Regions from separate parts of the Homo sapiens genome. Here regions 1, 2, 3 and 5 are each linked to region 4. The links are chromatin contacts, found by Hi-C or POLR2A ChIA-PET in ENCODE. All regions are on one chromosome and are shown on one strand. Each heading gives the region's core, a stretch centred on a gene start or an enhancer-like site at or near the end of the contact. The rest is flanking DNA. Distances are from core to core; before and after follow the strand shown.

Region 1 (2,717 bases), core at 54-2,553, 610 kb before region 4:
CACATGGGGGAGAAAGAGAGCACACACACAAGTTCTCTGGCATCTCTTATTAGGATACCAATCCTACAGCATCAGGACCCTACCCTTATGACCTCATTTAACCTTAATTACATCCAGAAAGTCCCCATGTCCAAATACAGGGATTAGAGCTTCAACGTATGAAGGGACACAAATATTCTGTCCATAATACTTGCCTCTAAAACATGTAAGTGTCTAGGTCAGTAGTCACTGATTTGGGCTCAAAACCTAATAGTTGATGGAGGTGGTGGCCCTAGAACTATGATAGCTGAAGCTGAAAGCTACTCAGGGTCTCATTTGGGGGAATAATGTCTGAACATCAACCAAGGGAGCCAACTTTGGACCCCAAATGTGGGACACCACTGCAGAAACGAGAGATACAAAAGAGTGAAGATCTCAACAAAGCAGTGTGAATGTCCATGGAGCTGTGCAGGACTGGTGTTCAACAGTGCCACCTTGTGGTGAAGAGAAGCAGGCACAATGGAAGGCTGATTGCAGTTTTTCTCTACATCTGGTATTTCAGAAATAAGACTAAGTAAGGCCTCAGGGGGTATTGGAAAATTCAAAAGCAAGATATTAAACTTTATAATAACAGTGTGTGAGGGGGAGAGAGGACTCAGTGATTAATTAGAATAAAACAGAGATATGACTAGATTTCATACCCCAAGCTATAGGTCAGACCAGTTGTACAGGAAATGAATGTATCTCCAGAGCTGTTAAGCTCCTTGGTGATAAAAGCTTTTCAGCTGTTCAGATTGGCTGATCTTAACGTATCTTAATGTATCCGCAGCACATAAAAGCATAGGCACACCTAAATATCCACAAACTAGAAGGCAAGACTTTAGGGTTCTCTCACAAACGAAAATGCCTCAAATACTTTCTAAAATGTGAAAAAAATTAAGGTCTACCTGTGGTAAATTACCATGTTTGGATTTGTGGGAAAATTGGGATTTTTTAAAACCATCTCAATACTCTGTTGAATTGTGTACTTTAAAAAAAAAATAGTAGAAATGGAGAACAGGTTAGCTTTTTAAGAATCAAGAGCAGGAGGTCTGTGTCAAAAGAGGAAATCTATCCTTCCCCATTTACTATTTGTTTTTTGCAATCTGCTATTTTTCAGGCATTTTGCATATACCACTTCATGTCATCTCTGCCTGCAGTTAGAGAAATTGATGGAGAGATTACAGTGATAGATCTGGGATTCCAATCCAGCCTTGTCTGACTGCAAAGCCACAGCTGCCTTGGCGCCGCTCTGCCTGTCTCTCTGTAAAGGAGGGAGGCCTGCAGCGAGCATGAGTGAGAAGCACCAACTGCATGCTGATTTCATATGTCTCCTAGAAGAGCCATGGCTCTCAGGCCCACTTATCTGATACTTCTCAATTCAGAATGCAGGAATGCAGGGATCTCAGCTCTAAATCTGTCTACAGACAATCATCAGAAAATATTTTCTGTCCAGTTTGAAAGGATGTGTGCACAGGGCATGTGACCTCAGCAAGAAACTCGCCTCTCAGTGCATCTGCAGAGAGCTCAAGGACAGAATGACCCAGAAGGCAAGGTCCCCTGTGGCCTGCGTGCCGGTGTGTGGGCGGCAGCTCCGGGTCCGGGACGGCTCTGAGGAAGGATGGCGATGTCACTTTAACAAATGAAACCTCAGTCTCCCCTTCTGGAAACAGACTTCAATCCTCAGGGGACACCAACTCAGTTGGCAGGGACTGCTCGACCTTGGCTGTGGTCTCCCTGAATTCGTGAAACATTCACCACAAATGGGCTCCACAGTCAAAAGGACAGACCCTTAAGTGCCCGTAAAGTTCCCCGGGGGCCGAACAAACTTTGGCAATTGCAGCATTTCATTAGATGGCTTGCTCTCCGCAGTAAAAATAACCTTTTTATTTTGTAGCCAGATCTTGTTTTTCCCAAATTGCTTTTGCCTTTCATTAAAGATCCAAAACTAGAAGAGTTCTTTCTTCCCTCCCAGAGTGGAAAAATTCTTGGTGGTTTTTTCCCCAGAGCTGGGACCTGTTCACAAGTCCCAAGGACCCCATTTCTCCTGACCAGGTGATGCTGGGGCATTCTCTGGGGAACATGTTCCTGAGGACTTCCCTACAGTAGGTCTGGGCACACAGCTTAGCGCCCGTCACTCATTCAGAGAGAGGAGGGAGGAGGAGAGACACTTTTGAAACAGATGATTTTGCTGTGGTCTTATAACCATATGACTCTTTTTAAAAATAGTCTGCTCAGAACAAAAGAAGGAAAACTTTTCCACTATTGTTTAGGAGGCTCACCAATATATTATTTCAAGATTCTGGGGCATGTTAATGGGATCTGAGGTACAATTGAGACAGCCTGGAGCAGTGACATCGGTGGGCTGCCCAGCTTTCGCCGTGCTGGTGAGCAAGCAGGAGGGAAGGCACAGCCACCACCTGCATGTGCCCTAGCTTGCGAATTCTCCTTCCTCTTTTCTCTTTTCCTTCTAGATTTGCACCATCCCTTCATTTCCCTAAAGGGTAGAAGAGCAATTCCAAGCTTGGAGACATTTCTCCCCCATGCCATCCCCATTGCCCCCTGCTTTGGTTTGTAACAGATTTTAAATGAATGGTTCAAATATCACAGGCAGAAGAATTCCGAATAATCATGGAGCTACTTAATGTAGCCATCTTCAACCAGGAGGAACATGACTCCCACTCCTTAAATATTGGCCA
Region 2 (2,700 bases), core at 165-2,664, 980 kb after region 4:
CCTCCCAAGTAACTGAGATGACAGGCGCGCACCACCAGGCCCGGTTCATTTTTGTATTTTTTGTAGAGAAGAGTTTCGCCATGTTGCCCAGGCTGGTCTGGAACTCCTGCGCTCAAGCAATTCGCCTGCCTCGGTTTACCAAAGTGCTGGGATTACAGGCGTGAGCCACTGCGCCCGGCCAGGCTGCTGTTTCTTTATCTGCACAGCTTTAGCCTCAATCTAGAATTCCCTTCCTCTAGATAAGATGAACTGAGATGCTCAATCATGGAACGACCCTCTCTTCCTGACAGTATCTAATCCAGTGAAGCTCTCACTTCCTTAAACCCTCTCCCAAATCACTAACAACTCTTACCGAGAGGCCCTATCGTTCCTCAATGTGTGTTCTCAGTCACTGCAACTAGTAATAAACCCAGCTTGTTCAACGATCCGTGTCTTCCTGGTGGGATTTGGTTAGAGGGCACGGACAGACCTAAGTTACACAGAGTTGGAGGCTGAGTTCACTAGAAGGAGTCTCCGCTTGTGTGTTCCTTCTTAGCCACTCTTTTGGTTAGTGTCTGTCGTCCCTCCACCAGAATTAAGCTCCATGAGAACAGGAGCCTTGTCTGTCATGTTCAGAGCTGATTCTCAGCGCCTAGAACGGTACGCAGCGGAAGCTGGATGCTTAAAAAATAACCATTTTCTGAACGAATGAATGAGGGGCTCGATATACGCACGTCCCCTTTAATCTCGCAGCTCCTCGCAGATCGTGTGACATACAGACAGCACCACAGCACATTTCCCAAAACCCCGTCTTTCCCGAAGAAATCTCGAAACTCTCACTCCTGGGATGCCCATCCTCTCAGAGCCTCTTCCCCAGGCCGAGCTTCTCTCACTCGCTGGCCCCTTCCCACACCTGAGCCCCAGGTCTATACACCTTCCTAACGCACCTAGAACCCACCTGTCTCCACCATCTGCCCCTACCATCAGACACTGCCGGACGGGCCGCGCAGCTACCTAGGCGTCTAGGGAGCACTGCGGCATGGACCGCGCATGTGCGGAAATGGGTCGCATACGCAGGACCTCCGACAAGTGAGGAGTTGCCTCGGAGTTTCCGTCCCGGTCTGGGCAGCCTTGGGCTGCCAGGAAGTCAAGAGAAGCTAGCCGGAAGGACAACCCGGGCGCACGGCTTTCTGGGACACGTAGTCGTGGCGCTCTCGAGGCCCTGCCATGAGCAAGCTCTTAACTCTTCAGGTCTGCACGTCCTACGCCCACCGTCCAGTGCTACTCTCAGCTCGGAGTTCAGCTTCGGGCTGCCAAGAGCCAGCAACCTGGTGTCAGAGGCTCGGTCCCACAACGCTCTGCGGGCCGCGGCGCCTGCTGGGAGGTGTAGTCCCCGATCTGCGTACTGCGTTCGCCGAGGGGGAGGGCGGAGCTGCCGGCGGCCCGGGCGGGCTGGCAGCTAGAGTGGGTGCGATAGCCGCCTCCGCCTCTGCCGCCTCCGCCGTCGCCTCCTCCGCCCGGGCCGTTCGCTGCTGCGCGGGGAGAGCGAGGCGGGGCCGCCGGGGCCGCCATGGAGCCCGACTCGGTGATTGAGGACAAGACCATCGAGCTCATGGTGAGTGCGGCCCGCTGGACCGTCTGTGCTTCCGTCCGTCCGGCCCCGGGCGGGCCTGCCCACCTCAACGTCCGGTGCGAGGCCGGCTCTGGCCCTTCCCAGACGCCTCGACCCAGACCCGGGCCCCCAGCCTTCCCTGGCCTCGGACCTGGCGCGGGCTCCTCTGATCCCTCGACATCTCCGGCCGGTCCTGGCCCGGCCCCCTCCATGCCCCTCGCTTCTCCCCCTCCCCCTGGTCCCGTCTCCGGTCCCAGCTCTCGGACGACCCTCGCTCGTTTATGCTGTAGACTTAGGTCGCACTCGCTCTAGCACCCCATTCTCCTTCTTTTAGAAAGGGATTTTTTTTTCTTTCCTCTGTTTCGGCCCAGGCCCGCACCGCGCTTGCAAGCCCCACTCAGGCCGAGTGAGATGGTGGGAAGGAGTACGGAGATGGGTTGGGGCCGCCTGGGCCTCCGCGTCCTAGGAGAGGTCTCAGCACCCACTCCCCAGCCTAGGTCTGTGTGGATGCCAGGATAGGCCCTACAGAGCTGGGGGGGCAGGGAGCTTTCGGGTTTGAGGCTGTGGCGGATAAGGAGGCCTCTTTCCCGGGCCCTTGTGGTGTCCGGCTTCTCGGACAAAGGGTTTCCTACCCGGCGGAGAGGGATGTTTGCATAGCAAGGGCCCAGGTACTCTGGATTCCATCCTCCAGGAAAGAGAAGGCGCAACTTCACGTTTTCCAGAGCTGCTTTGGGAAATTGGAGATGACTGGGGAGGGAGCCATCCTCATCACTGCCGCGAGGTCTTTCTTCTCAGAAAGAAAAAAAAAAGAGGGGAATCCTTGGCCCCCGGGGGAAGCGACCACTCTTCTGTTAGAAACCACTGGCAGCCAGGCCAGACTCCCGGTCCGTGGACACCCTCCACCCTCCTCCGAAGCTTTAGGATTTGAAACCAGAAGGGGTTTTTAGGAACAGGACAGTGAGAGAGTGGCTAGAAGTGAAGAATTTGCTAATTGATGGATGATTTGGTGGAAGAAATAAAATATGGCAGATATTACCTGCCAACGTGAACATGAGGGAAATCAAATTGGGCTCTGGAGAGCTGGGAAGAGGAAGTCTGCATCAGCAAAT
Region 3 (2,700 bases), core at 65-2,564, 930 kb before region 4:
AACTTAATATGACAAAGCAAAACATTAAAGAAAAGTACTTGTTAATTTGTTACCTGATTGTTGCTTGTTTTCTTATTTATCTCTAAGTTTTTATCTACCACACATAGTTAAATCCCTGCCCTGAATGTATGTCAAACAATATTAAGTCATAATAACCATATTATAAGGGAACTTTACTACAACTGAAAAGAAAAAATTATGTATTAAAAAAATCTTTTAAATGTATGTTTAACCTTCTAATAACATTAAAAGTTTACTATTATAATACTTCCCCCATCTACTCGCCCACCGTTACCCTCACCTCTCACTCAGGTAACAAAGAATAAAACGATAACCGATTTTCATGGCCTCAAAATAGGATTCCTTGTGTTCAATGTTCAGGATTAAGATAAAGGGGCTGCTTAAGTAATTACGGACCCACATCATGGATGACATAAGACAAATTCCCCCTTTGTGGCAACTGCTTATTTGATTTTCAGACCAAATAAAAACAAGGGTTAAATATTCAATCACGAATGTGTGGCAGGTAGAGGGCAGAGGATCACTATTTTCGATTGACTAGTATGTGTTATGTAAGTAAACGGGGCAGATGAGGATCTGGCCCATGCACAAGATGCATTTAGTTTGAACTGAGTTGGTTTCCATTCAGAGGCTAGAGGGAGAAAGGCTTCAGTCCGATCCTATGACGATGTCGGCATTCACATACATCACATGATTTTCTTTCCTAGGCATTTCCCCTTACCCTCCCCGCCTTATAAAAACCCAAAGACAAAAACAACAGCAACCCCAAATCTGAAAGGGGGTAATCGCACTGCTCAAAATCCACACCTTTGTAAGCTCAACCTACACAGTACAGTGAGGAATCCAACAAATCCGGATCAAAAGTAAATCAGAAAGCAGGCAGTTGTTCAAAATTAAGAATAGGCCCTTCACTTTTCATACAAAAAAATCATGCCACACAATTTCGCCCTCTTCTTCCTCACAATAGAAGTTACCTCAACACAGAAGCCCAGGTCCCATCCTACAGCACAGCTAAGCCAAGGCAAGAGAAAGACTGTTTAGGATGTTCCATTTCCGCAGTCAAGAGAGGGAGAGTACAGGAGGAGAAGAAACACGCTTCATTCCTACATAGCCACACACACATTTAATTGTAGCCCAGTTTAAATTATACTCTTTGCTATTTAACGTCCTCCATTACTTATGAGGCTTTGAGAATTAAGGCAACTTTCTAATTCTTAGGAGACTTAAGTCACTCCCCTGTTACGCTACTTTGAATTACTTGGTATCATCCAAACCGAGCAAGAAAGAGCCAGCCTAGTTCAGGAAGGCTTCAGCCAGACACGCAGGCAGCTGCCGGCCGACTCTGAGTCTTAAAGACTTAATGATATTTAAAGATCCCTCAATTCGCCAGACACATTTGATACCACACACTAATAATTTACTTGGAAGGAGAAATTTGATTATAAATCCGAGTAAAATTAACTGGTTTGCGTTATCCATTTCTTCTTCTTTTTTATTTCTTTGAGATGGAGTTTCAGTCTTGTCGCCCAGGCTGGAGTGCAATGGCTTGATCTTGGCTCACTGCAACCTCCGCCTGCCAGGTTCAAGCGGTTCTCCTGCCTCAGCCTCCCAAGTAGCTGGGATTACAGGCGCCCGCTACCGCGCCCTGCTAATTTTTACATTTTTAGTAGAGACGGGTTTCACCATGTTGGCCAGGCTGGTCTTGAACTCCTGGTGATCCACCCACCTTGGCCTCCCAAAGCCCTGGGATTACAGGCGTGAGCCACCACGCCCAGCCTATCCACTTCTTCTTTATGGTACTTTGAATCTGCCCCATTAAATGTCCCTTAAAGGAAAATGTCCATCTAATCCTTTAAAAAGGTTGGAGGTTAGGGTACCAGTAATCTGTTCTTATTTTGCCACAGGCAAACCAATTTAAATAGAAAAAGGTTAAATACTGTAAGAAATTATATACTCTCCCCACCATTCCTACCTGAAATAAATCATTCTAATATTAAAGCAACAGAACCTATTTTAGTAGGACTTCCTTTCATTTTGAAAAAAAATTATTTATTCCCAAATTACTTCAAATTTATAACATATGAAATAAATAAGTGACAAAATTTAGCAACTCTCATAGCAGGTTTCCAGAGCTATTTCAGCCTGCACAGAGTCAGTATCTGTATAAAATACTTGTTCTAATGCCTCTCTACCAGTATACAACATGTGTTCTCTAAGTCAACTAAGTGACTGCAATTTGGAATATAGGAATATTAGTAAAATGGTGTATCGAAAGAAAAGTTAAGGTTTCCTATTATTTATTACATATTTTTAAGTAGCACTAAATTCTATCCCAACTGTAAAGATACAGAATTTAAATAATCCCCACAGCCACTCTCTTACAATGATATAAAAAAAACTTTTATAAAACTGATGAAACAAGCTTTGTGTACTAAACTTTCAACTTGAGTTTCATGATTTTCTTCTAGAAAGGTTATTATAAATTCTTTTGCTTAGCAACAAAGAAAAGAAGCACAGATGGAATCATCACTTGCCCACTCATTTAAGCATTTGTTTCAAACAAATTTACAGCAATGAAAAATAGTCAGGGAAGGGTCTCTAAATTTAACACGTAGATAAAGCAAGAAAAAATATGAAAGTGTTTTAAAATGCAAGGTCACAACACCTTTGGCAGTCAGG
Region 4 (2,787 bases), core at 229-2,728:
TTTTGAGACGGAGTCTCGCTCTGTCGCCCAGGCTGGAGTGCAGTGGCGCGATCTCGGCTCACTGCAAGCTCTGCCTCCTGGGTTCACGCCATTCTCCTGCCTCAGCCTCCCGAGTAGCTGGGATTACAGGCGCCCGCCACCACGCCCGGCTAATTTTTTGTGTTTTTAGTAGAGACGGGTTTCACCGTGTTAGCCAGGATGGTCTCGATCTCCTGACCTCGTGATCCGCCCGCCTTGGCCTCCCAAAGTGCTGGGATTACAGGCGTGAGCCACGGCACCTGGCCAAAAATCTTTTTCTTTTAATAAAGACAATAGAACTATTCACTCAACAGGTATTTATTGGGTGCCTCCTGTGCATACAAGGTACTATGAAAACCAGGCACTATGAAGCCACCAATTAGGTTCAAGAATAAAGCAAGAGATGGTGTTTCTGACAAACTGACTTCAGTCGAAGTTTCACCTCTCATCATCTTGAACTGAGAAAAAAATGACTGAGAAGCAAAAGAGGAACCAGGAAGAGGGTGTTCCAAGGCTCCTTTGAAGATTAAGCCTCTATTTTATACTACAGTTAAAAAGTTTAATTCCAAAAGAGACAAAGCTCTAACCAACAAAGAAGTCTGGAAAAACAAAATCTTTCTTAGCCAATCATTCTAAGCACTTCTTACACTCACATACAAGAGCCGGAGCGCCCTCCAAAAGGCATGACGCAGGGGTTTCTCAACAATACCTCCTGCTCTTTGGTAATTAATCTCGCTTTAGATCAGGCCCCAACCGCCTCCTGGCGCCCACTAGATGCAAGGCCTGGGCTCAATGTTGTCGAAGGAGCTTGTTCTGTACGCAACCGCGACAGCATGGGAGGCAGAGAAGCCAATTTCTGTTTTATTTATTTGATCCTTAAGTTCAGGCAAACGAGGCCTCATGTGGGTGGAAGGCAGGGCTAAAGGGGGACAGTCGACTAGGGACAAACCCCAGTTTCTCCCAGATTCGGCCTGCTCATTTCCGACTGCACCTCCCCACACAGGACTATGATGAGAAAAAATTCCCCTGAAACTCGTTTCCAAGGGGGGTCCACCAAAGGTCACCCTCCACTCGCTCAGGCCGGAGGACACTGAAGCTGCTGCGAAAAGGAACACAAGGAGTTCCGCCGGGTCGGGGGCCTGACTCTGCAGCGCGGGGGGCGCCCATGCAACGTTCTCTGACCCGTGTGGGGGTCGTGCCTTTCCCCGCCCCGGCCTGCTAGCTCCTCACCGCCCGTTCCTCCCAAGGCGGGCCTCACGCACTTACCCCCGGTTAGGACCCTTAGGGATGAACCAAGGCACCAAGAAGCCGACGAAGCCCCAGAACACGCTCATCACAATGAGAGGCACAGTGAGGCCGTGATACGCCATGGTCGCCGCCTGAGCGCCAACCCCTACCCCGTCGCCTCACTCGGATCCCACCAGGAAGTGTCAATAGCTGACCGCGTGACCAGCGTGTGCAAGCCCCGCCTCCCGCGCCCCCACGTGACCCGCGCGCCGGCCTCCGCCCCTCGGGGAGCCCAGAGGCAGAGCCCCGCCTTCGCCTGGCTGTCTCCTGGCTGCAGCTCCTTGGAGGCATGTCGCTCACCCCAGAGCTAGGGATTCGGTCACCCGGGGCTCAGCAAAGTGTTCTGATGAGAACTTGGCCCTTTTAGACAAAGAGTGTAGTTATCTACAGCCTCATCTACTTATGCAACAGACATAGAGAACTTAACAATAGTTGTCCCTTACTATTCTGAATTCCCGTGTGCCTGGCACTGGGCCATGATCTTTAAGTTCATGAGCCCCAGGCCGGGTGCGGTGGCTCACGCCTGTAATCCCAGCACTTTGGCAGGCTGAGGCAGGCGGATCACTTGAGGTCAGGAGTTCGAGACCAGCCTGGCCAACATGGTGTAACCCTGTCTCTACTAAAAATACAAAAATTAGCTGGGTGTGGTGGTGCGCGCCTGTGGTCCCAGCTACTCAGGAGGCTGAGGCAGGAGAATCAATTGAACTCGGGAGGTGGAGGTTGCAGTGAGCCGAGATTGCGCCACTGCACTCCAGCCTGGGCAACAGAACAACACTCTGTCTCAAAAGAAAAAAAAAAAAGTGCATGAGCCCGTGTTGAACTCCTCACTTCAGCCTATGAGGTAATTGTAATTATTATCCCCACTTTGCAGTTGAAGAAACTGAGGCCCAGGGAAGAGGATAAGGATCTTGCCCAAAGTCACATAGTAAGTGGCAGGGCCAGGATTCAACCCCTGATTATCTGATTTTCAAGGCCAGAGCTCTTAACTAGCGCACCACTATTTATCTTGTGTGCTGTGCCAGGCTCTGGAGTTACAGAAGTCAATCAGGCACCCCTGAGGGAGTTCACATTCTGGGGAGCAGATGACCTTGCAAACAGGCGACTCAATGCAGTGTGAAAGTAAGTGGACGACCCTGCAAGGCTTTCTACCCAACTCGTCCTTGCTGAGCCTTGAAAGACAAGTAGAAATTAGCCAGAATGGTAAGAAGAAAAACAGGCCAGGCATGGTGGCTCACACCTGTAATCCCAGCACTTTGGGAGGCCGAGGCGGGCAGATCACCTGAGGTCAGTAGTTCAAGACTAGCCTGGGCAACATGGTGAAATCCCATCTCTACTAAAAATACAAAAATTGGCCAGGTATGCACCTGTAGTCCCAGCCACTCAGGAGGCTGAGGAACAAGAACCGCTTGAATCCCTGGGAGGCAGAGGTTATAATGAGCTGAGATCGCACCACTGCACTCCAGCCTTGGCGACAGAGTGAAA
Region 5 (2,700 bases), core at 155-2,654, 990 kb before region 4:
GATGCCCAGCAGGATGACACGAGAGCCTGATAAGTGAGGGTGCACCCAGCTTACACCTTCTCACGGTGCAGATCTCAGCCTAAAGGCCCCTCTTGGGAGCTGCCATCCTGGACCCCTCTCTCCAAAGCAGCTCTGTCCTTGCGCCTTCCCTCACACATTGTCTCTACCATGCTCTGAAATTCTCTTATTTACTGTGTACTTGTTTATTGTCACCCTCCCCCACCTCAGCCTCATATCAGCACCTGCCCCCCTACCACCACCACCACCACCACCAGCCTCTTGGGACTCGAGTGTTCTGGTAAGAGGGGGAGAGGACTGTGGCTTATCTCAACACTTAGACATCATCTCCAGCATCTCCTTCACCTGCAGCAAGGGGCCAACCCTCAGTACCAGCGTGCGCCACCTCCACTGTTTCCCCAAAGTCTGCCCACTCCCGAGGTGGGGAAGCTCCTATGGCACTGCATCCCATCCCAGAATATGCTTATTACAAATTATAATCACCTGTGTACAAGTCTACCTCCCCAAGGAGACCATGGGGCCGGAACGTGCCTTTTCTGTTCATTCAAGTGTTCATGCCTGTCTCTCTCACCTGATAAGGCGAGGAGGAGTTTCTGCTCACTAGTCCTTCCCCCGCCCCCGTGGGCCGCAGAGCACCTGACACCATCCAGAGGTTCCCGTGGCTCCAGGCTTCTCTCCATGCTACCAGCCAATTTCTGAGCCCTGTCTCTGAGCCAGACCCGTGCTCGGTATGTACATGGAGTGCGTTATTCCATCCTTACGACCTAGGAGACAGGAACTGCCAATTCTGTGAGGTAGGGGCCGTGAGCCTCGTTTTACAGATAAGAAGGAGGAGGCACAGGAGAGGTTAAGTCGCTCAGCCAAAGTTACGGCAGGGAAGTCCCGGGGCAGGGACTCAAACCCAGGCTGTGTGGCTCTGGCTGCCACAGCCTGAGCCCCTATTCGAGACCGCGCCAATCACAGCATCCGTCACACTGTGTTATGGTTGTTTCTCTCTTCCCCTCCACGGAGCTTCTCCCGGAGGGAGACAGTCGACCAGAAGAGTGAAGAATGCAGGAAGGGCTGATTGGAAGCGGGGAGCCTTTGTCTTGCTCAGCTGACATTGTCCACCAGGTGGCAGTCACAGCTCCCGGATAAAGTCGTCCCTTTTCATCTCCCCCCTTCCCCTTTAAGAAGGAAACCCTTTTTTTCCCCCGACGCCGCCTCCCTCAATTTTTATTATTACCAAGAAGTGAAGTGAGTAGCCTCAACTCAAAACACGACTCCCTGCCTGAGCTTTTTGAAAACGGCACGTGGAGAAGGTGCGTCTCCAACCCCCGTGAGCCGCGGCGCAAGCGGAGAGAGGCAGGCGGGCTTGGGGGTGCGCAGCCTGGGAGCCCAGGATCCATGACGTGAGATGGAATTTCAGCCCACAAAAGAGGTGACTGGCTCCTCCCTCCCCACCCCTCATCAAACAGCTGCAGGAGCGCAGTTAACCAAACGGTGCATATTCCTAGTCATGAATTCCATTTGGCCAGCAGCAGGTCTGGGACATATGGTCCCCTGAGGACACCTCGGGGATGGCTGTCAGGAAAGGGCCTACCCACCTCATCTGCCTGAAATGCTGTTCCTTCACCCTCCGCTAGTTCTGCCACAGCTTCTGGCAGCTTCCATTGTGTTCCCAAGAGTGGAAAGGGGACTGATTCGGGGGGAGTGGGGAGCCGGAACACACCTTGCTCCTAAGTCCCCTAACTTTCAAAGTGCTAACCCCAGGACTGCTCTGTGAGGGAAAGAGGCCCAGGCCAATTCTATGTGTTGAGGGGAAGAGAGATTTCCTTTTTTATAATAAACAAATTGTGGGCCGGGTGCGGTGGCTCACGCCTCTAAATTCCAGCACTCTGGGAGGCCGAGGCGCGCGGATCACCTGAGGTCAAGAGTTGGAGACCAGCCTGGCCAACATGGCGAAACTCCGTCTCAACTAAAAATATAAAAATTAGCCAGGTGTGGTGGCGGGCGCCTGTAATCCCACCTGTTCAGGAGGCTGGGGCGGGAGAATCGCTTGAACCTGGGAGGCAGAGGTTGCAGTGAACCGAGATGGCGCCACTGCACTCCAGCCTGGGCGACAGATCAAGACTCCATCTCAAAAAAAAAAAAAAAAAAAACCACACACAGAAATTGATATATTTTAAATGTGTATGTTAAACAAATAAATAAATGCTATTAACCCTCAAAGTACAATGTAACATCCTTGTGCTCTTGTTGAGAATTAGGGGAAGATTGGATTCTTTGTGGGTTACCACAGAGGGTGTGATAATGGTACCAAGTTGAAAGGTGTTCAGGGCTCAATGCTATGATACCAGGCAGTGGAGCTCTATGGCTATTGTTCAGCCTTCAGATAATGTCAGCTGTCTCCATTTTCAGTCCTTTGTGAATGAAAGGACCCTGGGCCCAGGGGACCTGGCCCAACCCTGAAGGAATGGGAGGGCCCCACCCCTACAGGGAACTGAGATACAATTCTCTAGACCTGGTAGCAGGAAAACTGAGTGTTTCCTCCCTCCCCCTGCTGCCTCCACACCACAAAACCAACACAGACACACACCTGGGTTTTGCGCCCAGTCTCTTAATTAAGTTGCCTGCATCATCACTTCCATCTCATTTTCCTTCCAGAACCGCCCTTCCCGCCCCCGCCAAATTAGAGCACCG

Evidence for each region. A loop is a pair of places that touch in the nucleus more often than their neighbours do. ChIA-PET counts read pairs that join two places held with the same protein, here RNA polymerase II (POLR2A). Pooled maps may share reads with other maps.
Region 1: a loop to region 4 is called in a map of GM12878, with 2.0 times the contacts of the local background. The contact joins the enhancer-like site here to the promoter of ATP6V0E1 in region 4. A Hi-C loop is called at or near these places in 1 of 168 maps with a recorded cell type or tissue (GM12878) and 3 of 50 pooled maps. POLR2A ChIA-PET finds 5 or more read pairs at or near these places in 1 of 52 experiments (activated B cell).
Region 2: a map of naive thymus-derived CD4-positive, alpha-beta T cell shows a loop between it and region 4 (19-fold over the local background). The contact joins the promoter of FBXW11 here to the promoter of ATP6V0E1 in region 4. A Hi-C loop is called at or near these places in 1 of 168 maps with a recorded cell type or tissue (naive thymus-derived CD4-positive, alpha-beta T cell) and 7 of 50 pooled maps. POLR2A ChIA-PET finds 5 or more read pairs at or near these places in 3 of 52 experiments (HEK293, activated CD4-positive, alpha-beta T cell and naive thymus-derived CD4-positive, alpha-beta T cell).
Region 3: a loop to region 4 is called in a map of CD8-positive, alpha-beta T cell, with 8 times the contacts of the local background. The contact joins the enhancer-like site here to the promoter of ATP6V0E1 in region 4. A Hi-C loop is called at or near these places in 2 of 168 maps with a recorded cell type or tissue (CD8-positive, alpha-beta T cell and naive thymus-derived CD4-positive, alpha-beta T cell) and 6 of 50 pooled maps. POLR2A ChIA-PET finds 5 or more read pairs at or near these places in 1 of 52 experiments (B cell).
Region 5: a map of CD8-positive, alpha-beta T cell shows a loop between it and region 4 (3-fold over the local background). The contact joins the enhancer-like site here to the promoter of ATP6V0E1 in region 4. A Hi-C loop is called at or near these places in 5 of 168 maps with a recorded cell type or tissue (CD8-positive, alpha-beta T cell, MCF 10A, PC-9 and 2 more) and 7 of 50 pooled maps.

The regions. Positions count from the first base shown.
Region 1 is chr5:173,590,009-173,592,725 of GRCh38, reverse strand. No RefSeq gene overlaps it. Among named protein-coding and RNA genes, the nearest start is that of LINC02995, 12 kb to the right of the region's middle. Within about 2 kb of position 1,303, at least 4 of the 41 ENCODE cell types and tissues checked have a DNase peak (open chromatin) inside an H3K27ac peak, as active enhancers do.
Region 2 is chr5:172,005,352-172,008,051 of GRCh38, reverse strand. It overlaps FBXW11 (F-box and WD repeat domain containing 11), which reads left to right and starts at 1,414. Exons shown (of 14, transcript NM_001378974.1): 1 at 1,414-1,594. The coding sequence starts at 1,550. RefSeq lists enhancers at 1,090-1,359, 903-1,530, 2,130-2,249 and silencers at 1,390-1,669, 1,680-1,789.
Region 3 is chr5:173,916,550-173,919,249 of GRCh38, reverse strand. All of the region lies in intron 2 of CPEB4 (cytoplasmic polyadenylation element binding protein 4), which reads right to left. Among named protein-coding and RNA genes, the nearest start is that of CPEB4, 30 kb to the right of the region's middle. RefSeq lists an enhancer at 988-1,247. Within about 2 kb of position 1,314, at least 39 of the 41 ENCODE cell types and tissues checked have a DNase peak (open chromatin) inside an H3K27ac peak, as active enhancers do; they include B cell and CD8-positive, alpha-beta T cell, where a contact is called at or near this core.
Region 4 is chr5:172,982,462-172,985,248 of GRCh38, reverse strand. ATP6V0E1 (ATPase H+ transporting V0 subunit e1) reads right to left here and starts at 1,478. Exons shown (of 4, transcript NM_003945.4): 1 at 1,285-1,478. The coding sequence starts at 1,388. RefSeq lists a silencer at 1,424-1,603 and an enhancer at 1,369-1,663.
Region 5 is chr5:173,971,780-173,974,479 of GRCh38, reverse strand. No RefSeq gene overlaps it. Among named protein-coding and RNA genes, the nearest start is that of C5orf47, 16 kb to the left of the region's middle. RefSeq lists an enhancer at 1,209-1,288. Within about 2 kb of position 1,404, at least 13 of the 41 ENCODE cell types and tissues checked have a DNase peak (open chromatin) inside an H3K27ac peak, as active enhancers do.